3 separate regions of the Homo sapiens genome follow, and all the other regions are linked to region 3. A link is a contact called in ENCODE Hi-C or POLR2A ChIA-PET data. All regions are on one chromosome and are shown on one strand. The core of a region is the stretch at or near the end of the contact, and the rest is flanking DNA. Distances in the headings are between cores, read along the strand shown. Region 1 overlaps ME3 (malic enzyme 3). Region 2 overlaps ME3 (malic enzyme 3). Region 3 holds the start of ME3 (malic enzyme 3).

Region 1 (2,700 bases), core at 114-2,613, 120 kb after region 3:
TAACATTTCCCAGCTTTGGTGTAGGGTCCAACCCGTATGGGTGATGGAGGTCTGAAAGAAAACATTATGACACTTGTTAAAGATGGTAAGGCAGACTTTATTCAGGAGCTGGAGGGCAGAGGACTACGATAGATTTTGAACTATGGCAGAGGAGTCTTGCAGTGAGGGAGAGATTGGACTCAACTCTGACTCCAGTAAGGACAAATGGGGATTTATAACCCAGGAACAGCATGGGGGGCGGTGCTTGGATAATTACTAGGAGGAAACATCAAGAATAAGGGGTTTCTGGTTAAATTGACAGGATGGGATTATTGCTGAAGGCGGACCAGGGTCCTGAGATAACAAGGGTGGCAAGTTACCAAAGGCAGGTGGAGGATTTTGGCCAAACCGACTTAGCAGGATTCTTGCTCACACTGGATTCTACAAGGACAGGGAGGGAAGCCCAATGTCTGATCTAGTCAGAGGGGACTCAGGAGCCCAACTAAAGTTTTGGTCAAAGGAGCGTCTTTGTCAGAGGGCTGGGTTGTAGGTAGTAGAAGCAGCACGGACTTTGAAGCCAGGCAGGCTTGGCCTTGAATCTCAGCTCCTGATGACTTTTGACAATTAATTTAGCACCTCCTCAGCCTCCTCATGTGTGAAATGGAAATAACACTTATTCACATGGCTGCTTGGGAGGATTCAATGAGATTCCAAATGTAAAGGGCCTGGCCCTAGTAGGAGCTCAGCAGCTGTGATCTGTTTGACCCAGGACCCCAGGAGTTGTCATCTACTCAGTCACCCCACCCAAGAATACACACTGTAAACCTGCTGAGGCCACCCCAGTCCTCTGAAGTACCGCCACACTCTGTTGTTTGATTCAGACCTGAAATCATCTGTACTTGCACTTAACTAGCAAATCATTAGCAAGTATGTGTGAGGAATCAGAGATCGGGCTGTGATGAGTTAGAAAGGTGAGGCTGGGAAGTGGGACTTGGTTTTATGTAGTCGGAAGCTCTGTGGAAAGTACCTGAAGATGTATTTGGACAAAGCCAGCAGCCCTTGGCCCTGAGCCAAGCTGCTGTCTTTCTTATCTGCAAATAGGTGGTCTTCTGCACACTGGCCAATAACATACATACAGGATATTAAGAGTTACCATTTATTGAATGCATGTACTTCCCATGGTGGGCCCTGGTCTAGCTATTTTGTGTGCATTATTGTTGAGCCCTATAACAACTCCTTGAGGTGCTTATTATTTCACTGAGATGAAAACGAAAGCTGACTTATCTAAGACATCACAGCTGACCAAGAGCCAATTTCCTGTGTTGTTCCTGAATTCATAGTCCAGCTTCTGGTTGGCCCTGGTAAACATGACACATCATTCTGGCCTTCACTTAAACTCCCTTGCCAGATAAGTCTGCACCCAGGAGGGGCACACACATGGGTGCACACACACACTCTCACACTTGGGAAACATACTATATCATGTTGGACAGAGCACTTGGGCTGGAGTCAGAGGTAGTGGTTCAGCCCCCTTATCTAAATACCATGTGGCCTTGGAGCTACTCCACAGCTCCAAGCTCGGATCACAGGAACTATCCACCTTGTGGCATCATTATGAGGGTCAGAAGGGCTAAACGCATGTGAACATGCTTTATCAATTGTAAACTTCCTCATAAGCTTAAAGGAGGGGTATTACTTTTTCATCTCTTCTTCCCTCTCACCCCATACCCATAAGAGGATATGGTTAAGGTTCACATTTACCTCCTTGGAGTTTCCTACTTCCCGCTCAATATGTCTGGTATGCTTCATTTTCTTGCATTGGAACCTTCTTGTCTTCAACCACCTCCACCAGCCCACCGGCAACCCCCACATGCACATGCATGTGCACACACACCCAGAGGGACCCCTGGGACATGAATTACACACCTCTGCTTCCTAAATACCCACTGGAGCCCATTTCCAGCTGTACACAAGACCAATGAATGCCAACACTTTGATCAAAGCCACTCTGGAAAACAAAGACAACCTTGCCCCAGTAAATGGAGAGATCCCTGACACCCAGGGCATGGTTTTTGAGCACATCACAACACAGTTCCAACCCAGGTGTCCGTTGGTTGGGAATACACACAAACACACACACACATACTCCCAGCAAAATTGGGAGGCAAGCAGAAAGCAAGGACTAGCATCATCAAACCAGCCTTCTGCCCAATCTCAGGGCACCAAAGCACTGATTCCTTTGGCCAAGACTGCTTGACATTCCAATTTCACCCAGACTCTGCTGCGAAACTTTCAGCTGTGCTGCTGGAAAGGCGTCCTTGAGTAGACTGTGTACAAGGTCTGCAGCCGGTTCTGGTTAACCTCTCATCTGGCCCTTTTAGTCCCTTGTCCTTGGCTGTTATAGGGAGAGCACTGGATTAGGAGTCAGGAGATCTGGGTTCTTGCCCTCAATCATCCCCTTTCTGGCTACAACTCCTTAGGCAAGTCACTTAGCTCATTAGTCTGTAGTAACAGTGGTAGGGTTCTGCTGCATGGCTTCCGTGATCTCTTCTAGCTCTAACATTTTATGATCTAGTAACCCAAATTCTATAAACAAGTTAGAAATAGATTTTTAAGTGATCCATGGTAATATTATGCAGCCAAACCTAAATTTCCCCACCTGTAAAATTAAAAGGGTCTAGTTAGAGCACCAATTCTCAGTCCCGGCTGTGCACTAAACGT
Region 2 (2,700 bases), core at 6-2,505, 94 kb after region 3:
AGACACATGACACTCAGGGAGCTTGGCTATTATGATCTTCAGTCCCCCACTGAGGACACTGAGAACAGAGAGAGAACTTTAGAAAGTTCCCTGTGATCACATGGCCAGTTGGAGCAGAGACATTATTTGAAGCCAGGAACACCAACTCCAAGGCCTGATCTCCCTTCTCTGTGGCCCACTGCCTCTCATGGGCAAGTTTGGACCTGCACACCTGAGCTCTAGTAAATGTACCACTTGTGCTATTCTGCTGAGCATTGAGTCTGCTGGGCACGAAACCAGCCTACATAATTTGAAATTAATTCTGAAATATGAAAGGGTATAAAGAATACCGGTTCAAATGAAAAGATCATTAGACTGAAACTCAGTGAAGGCAGGGGCTATATATATTTAGTCTCTTAATGTATATCTAATGCCTAGTACAGAGCTGGTACTCAAAACATACTTGTTAAATGAATAATTCATTTAATATGAATGAATTAATGAGCCAACAAGGTGAAATAGAACTCAAAATTCAAGTCTCATTTCTAGAACTTGCTAGAGCCATGATTTTAGGCAAATCATTGAACTCTCTCAGCCTCAACTTTCCTATCTGCAAAATGGGAATGACACTTTGACAGCCTACCACATAGGGCAGTGGTTCTAATGAGTAGCAAAGTTTCAGAACTACTATCATAGCAAATAAAACTGCTTTGTAGACCCTAACAAAGCAGTGAAGTGTAAACAGTTGTTACAAATTCAGTCCAAAATGGCCTCTGGATTTTGGAACTCCTGCTTCTTGGTGTCAAGACAGAGAGGGTGACTGATCGCTGTGATCTCCTGTGCACCACAATGGTCCACTTTCTTCAGGACAAAATGACTTCCTTCCTGGTTCACCTGATAAGGTGGCAGAGTTGAGACTGAAGCCCAGGAGAATGAGGATTTGGTTCATATTAGGGCTGGAACAGGTTAACAGCCATCTGTTGGACACTTGCCCTGTCAGATGAGCTTGTCCTTGGTTGTCTCGTGTCCAGTTCTGGCACCCCGCCCACTTATTCGCACGCACCAGGAATGCATGTACAGTGCCTATTCTGAGACCCTCCCAAAGTGTGTCTGTTTGTTTTCTTCCTTCTGGTCACAGTTCATCTTTTGACCCAGTCCTCCCAAGCTGAGTCCATCAAAGTGCTGTTGTGTTGCTGGAGGAAAGAGGCTACTTCCCTTGTTCTCTGCTGCTCCCCTGCCTGTAACCTTCCTCTGCTATTACTTTGTTGCAGTCCAGCTGACTCAGAGGGCCATTAGGGTGCCAAGAACAGTATTATTTAAATTTTAAATAATAGTCTCTTGGGAAGAGAGGGTCATGAAACATTCAGAATAACACAGGGAATTTTGCCAAGAGAGTGATTCATAATCTTTCCAACTATCCACCTCTGTTCCCTTGTTCGGTCGGGATGGACAAAATCCTAAAGTCACCAAGTATTTCAGGAGCAGATATGAAATTTCTCTTGAAAAGAAATGGAATCTCTTCCACGCTGGTTCTTATCCAACAACTTCGCAAAAACTAATCTTTCAATAGCAAAACAATTGAAATAGCCATTATTCTCAAATGTTGTTGTATGGCATTTACTAGCCACACACCCTTGACATGTCATTGACCCATCTAAGCCTAGATATTTCCTCCTATAAATGGGGATAATAAAACCAGCCTGTCTAGGATCAAATGACGTAAGCCATATGAGAGCATTTTAGAAACAACGAAGCAGTAAAAATATGCAAGATATTATTTATCATTGGCAAAGATATTGGGCAAGGCATATAGACACTTGTGTAATGAATTTTATTTTTATAAAGCACTTGAGTTAATAACATAGAATATAAAAATGAGCTCATTTTTTAAAAAGTTATGATTCCTTTCACTTCCCCTGGAATGGGAAATTCTTCATTTTGGTTAATATGCTGCAGGAGGCACCAACTTAATACCAACACTGTGCCAAGTGAGGTTTTAGGAGCTGTGTGAGGAAAGTAGTGGCAGCCCTAGCATCTAGCAAGGCACCCAGAACAGAAGAGGCCCCCGACATTTGTTGAATGAACAAGTGAATGAATAAACAGGCTGCAGAACTTCCACTCTTCCATGGAGGAAGACAGTGTTTAGGAAAGCAGCCTGAACCTCCAGAAATCTAAGGTTGGGGTTGGCAGTCTTCTCATTCTCATTCAGCAGAGTGCTGTGAGGACCCTAGGAGGTGTGTGCATGTGACTCCAAGGCCCTCCTCAGCTTTGCTTTTCTGATCCCCTATCTGTGCAATCTCTTTGGCAATGATCTGGGTCAAAATGGACTCAGTGCTGTCTGAGTAACCTTGTTTCTCTAAATGATATTGGGTCATTTGCTTGTTTCCTAAAGCACAGTTGTGTCCATTGAAGGTGAAAACAGGCTTTAGAATGGGAACAGGGGAGGGGGAAATCCTGCCCAAAGAGTGATGAGATAAGAAGCTTTCCATCCTGCTTCTACCACAACAGGAATCCAGGGGACTTGGCTGATTATTTGAAAGGAAAGATGGCAGAATTGGGTTTGGAACATAATGAGCTTAACATTCAGGTAAAGAAAAGATGCAGCCTAGCAGTTTCCAAATTTGAATAGAATCAGAGCCAGCTAAGGGAATTTAAAAATACATAGGTTCTCTGATTCCCCAGCATAACTGCCAGTTTCTGGGGATGCTTTCAAGTGCTTTT
Region 3 (2,700 bases), core at 51-2,550:
TATTTCCTACCAGGTAATTGTAATTCTGTTTTGGAAATAACTATTTTACGTAGATCATTCAAGTTGAAAATTAGATATTACACAGGGAGGAGAGAGACTGCAGGAGGAGACGATTATTCCTGAAGGGATGAGGGAATCCTGAACTCAGGCAGGAGCACCCCTTAGCACATTATGGGCCATGATGTCTGCTTGGTACTTACAACGGGGCTAATGCTGGCACCGGGAGCTTTGAAGGGGTGTCAGCAGAGGACCGTGCCAACTGTCTGTCAGTAAGTCTAAGGGTTCACGATCCTTATGAAAGTGGCTGCCACTTCCCTTCACCTAACAACTATTTATTGTGCAACTACATACCAGGCAGTGAGCTAGGCAGTGAGGACACACAGGTTCACAGGCAAAGAGCCTCTCTTCATGAAGCTTACATTCTAGACAGGAGATAGTCAGTAAACAATCAGAAAAACAAGCGCGCTACTGACTGTGTTAAGTTCTCTAAAGAGAAAAACCCCTTCACTCTATAGTTCCTAGTGCAGGCTGACATTGAATGGGATAGAGGAAAGGCCTTCGAGTTGACAACTTAGTGGAGAACTGAGAGGTGGGAATGAAGTAGTGGTTTGCAAGGCTGGAGTATGAGCCTTCCAAGGAGAGGCAATAGCAAGTGCAAAGGCCCTGCAGTGGGAGGGAACCAAGTGGGGTGAAGACACAGGAAGGATCAAGTATGGCCAGAGATCAGTGAGAAGGAAAGAGTAGAGTAGGATAAGTCTGAAGAGGCTGGCAAGAGCCAGTTTATGGGAAATCTTGTAGGCCCTGAAAGTTTGGATTTTATTCCACACACAACAAAGTGTTTGCTTTAAAAGGAATCTCCTGACTACTGTGTGGAGAAAGTATAAAATTAAGTTTGGGGCTAGATGGACCCCAAGATCCCTGTCTGGCCCCAATAACCCATGGCAAACTCCATGGGGTCCTCAGAAGTCCTCTTAGTAACTGTGGCTCCTATGTCAATGATGCTTAATAGAAGTATCCGCAAAAACAGAAATGTTCTGTATCTGCATACAAGTGGCTCTTGAACTGGAAATGTGGCTAGCGTGACTGCAGAACTGGATGTTAAATTTTATTCTATATAGACTAATTTATTTACGTTTATATAGCCACACGTGGCGAATGGCTATTATATTGGACAGCACAAGGCAACACTGAGCACCGAATGCCTGAGGATTTCTACTCCAAATCCTGAAGGCACGCCCTTCCCCGAATGTTGGGAGAGTGCGAGGATATGCTGACCCCCAAACGCAAATCCCCCTCTGTGCATTTAGTCTTGCCAAGATGGAGAGTCTCAGGCGGGCATTCTGAGCTGCTTCTTGTCACTGGGGAAAACCACGTGCACGCAGTGCTGAGGCGCCCCACGCGCGTCCTCAGGGGAAGCCAGGCACTGAGAACAAAGGTTGTGGGACCGCTCTTTGAGGAACTCACCAGCTCCGCGAGCTCGCGGCCGCCAGCGCGGTCCACCCATTGGCGGGAGAGGACTCACAGACCGCAGCTCCTCACCCCGCCTGCTCCGCAGCGGGACCGCGTAGACCTCAGCTCCCCGAGCAGCGCAGGTGGGCCAGGGAAGGAGAGGACCGAGGCAAGCCACCACGCGGGATTAGGGGTACGGGGACCCCTCGCCGCGCAGTCGCCTCTTTTTCACAGGGATGGGGGCAGGGGTGGCGCCGGCTGTCACCCGCACCGGATCTGCTTCCAGGGCTTGGTTTCGCTTTGCCTGGCTCTTGGCTAGGCCTGGCGCCCCGCGCGGAGCCGAGCAGGTGGCAGCCGAGGAGTGGCGGGGGCTGGAACATTTAACCCTTTGGGAGCACCTGCCCTCTCCCAGAGGGCGCGTCCCCGGATCAGGCCCGGTGCCCCGCAGCGCGCGTGGGTCCTGGCTGGCTGGAAGGAGGCCCTGACCTTGCTTTCTCTCCCGTGCCAGGTCTGCCAAGGACCATGGGTGCCGCGCTGGGGACAGGCACGCGGCTGGCTCCCTGGCCGGGCCGGGCCTGCGGCGCCCTCCCGCGCTGGACACCCACCGCGCCCGCCCAAGGCTGCCACTCCAAGCCTGGCCCGGCGCGCCCTGTGCCCCTGAAGAAGCGCGGATACGATGTCACCAGGAACCCTCATCTCAACAAGGTAATGGGCCAGAGGGCAGGACGGCCCGCGTTGCGATCCCGTGGCTGCCGGAAAATTGCGCCCCGCCCCCTGGACCCAGAAAGGATCCTCCCGGGCGCCCTTCCAGCGGTTTTTCTGTTTTTGCCTTGCAGGGGCTTGTTGTGACTTGGTTTGGCTTTCTTGTCCCTCCTCTCCCTTTTATGCGTGGAGAGAGGCGACCAGTAATGCAGGGAGCCTAATTTCTTCTGCAGTAACAACACAGACCAGGTTTAGATCCTCGCGGTCAGTCTGACCTGCGGTCAGCTCTCCCCTTGATGCTTACTAATTTTATTGGTCTTGGGCAGTTCATTTAACCTACATGAGCCTAGGTTTCCTTATCTGTAAAAGAGATATAATTGTCTTAGGAATGTCGTGAGATCTAAAGAGAAAATGCGGGTAGAAAATGGGGGTACGTTAGAACAGTGCCTGGTACCCAGTGGGAGAATAAATAAGGTTATGATTATTATTCTGAGAAAAAGATTAATTTGAGAGCAAGGATGGAAAAGTCTAGACTTATAGAAATTTTCG

What was found. Hi-C counts contacts between places; a loop is a spot of excess contacts on that map. ChIA-PET counts read pairs that join two places held with the same protein, here RNA polymerase II (POLR2A). Pooled maps may share reads with other maps.
Region 1: a loop to region 3 is called in a map with no recorded cell type, with 2.5 times the contacts of the local background. The contact joins the enhancer-like site here to the promoter of ME3 in region 3. A Hi-C loop is called at or near these places in 1 of 37 single-sample maps with no recorded cell type.
Region 2: a map of endothelial cell of hepatic sinusoid shows a loop between it and region 3 (3-fold over the local background). The contact joins the enhancer-like site here to the promoter of ME3 in region 3. A Hi-C loop is called at or near these places in 1 of 168 maps with a recorded cell type or tissue (endothelial cell of hepatic sinusoid) and 3 of 50 pooled maps. POLR2A ChIA-PET finds 5 or more read pairs at or near these places in 3 of 52 experiments (A673, OCI-LY7 and Panc1).

Annotation. Positions count from the first base shown.
Region 1 is chr11:86,550,139-86,552,838 of GRCh38, reverse strand. The region is part of intron 4 of ME3 (malic enzyme 3); the gene reads left to right. Among named protein-coding and RNA genes, the nearest start is that of ME3, 120 kb to the left of the region's middle. Within about 2 kb of position 1,363, at least 10 of the 41 ENCODE cell types and tissues checked have a DNase peak (open chromatin) inside an H3K27ac peak, as active enhancers do.
Region 2 is chr11:86,576,811-86,579,510 of GRCh38, reverse strand. All of the region lies in intron 2 of ME3 (malic enzyme 3), which reads left to right. Among named protein-coding and RNA genes, the nearest start is that of ME3, 94 kb to the left of the region's middle. Within about 2 kb of position 1,255, at least 26 of the 41 ENCODE cell types and tissues checked have a DNase peak (open chromatin) inside an H3K27ac peak, as active enhancers do; they include Panc1, where a contact is called at or near this core.
Region 3 is chr11:86,671,216-86,673,915 of GRCh38, reverse strand. ME3 (malic enzyme 3) reads left to right here and starts at 1,300. Exons shown (of 15, transcript NM_001161586.3): 1 at 1,300-1,592; 2 at 1,958-2,154. The coding sequence starts at 1,972.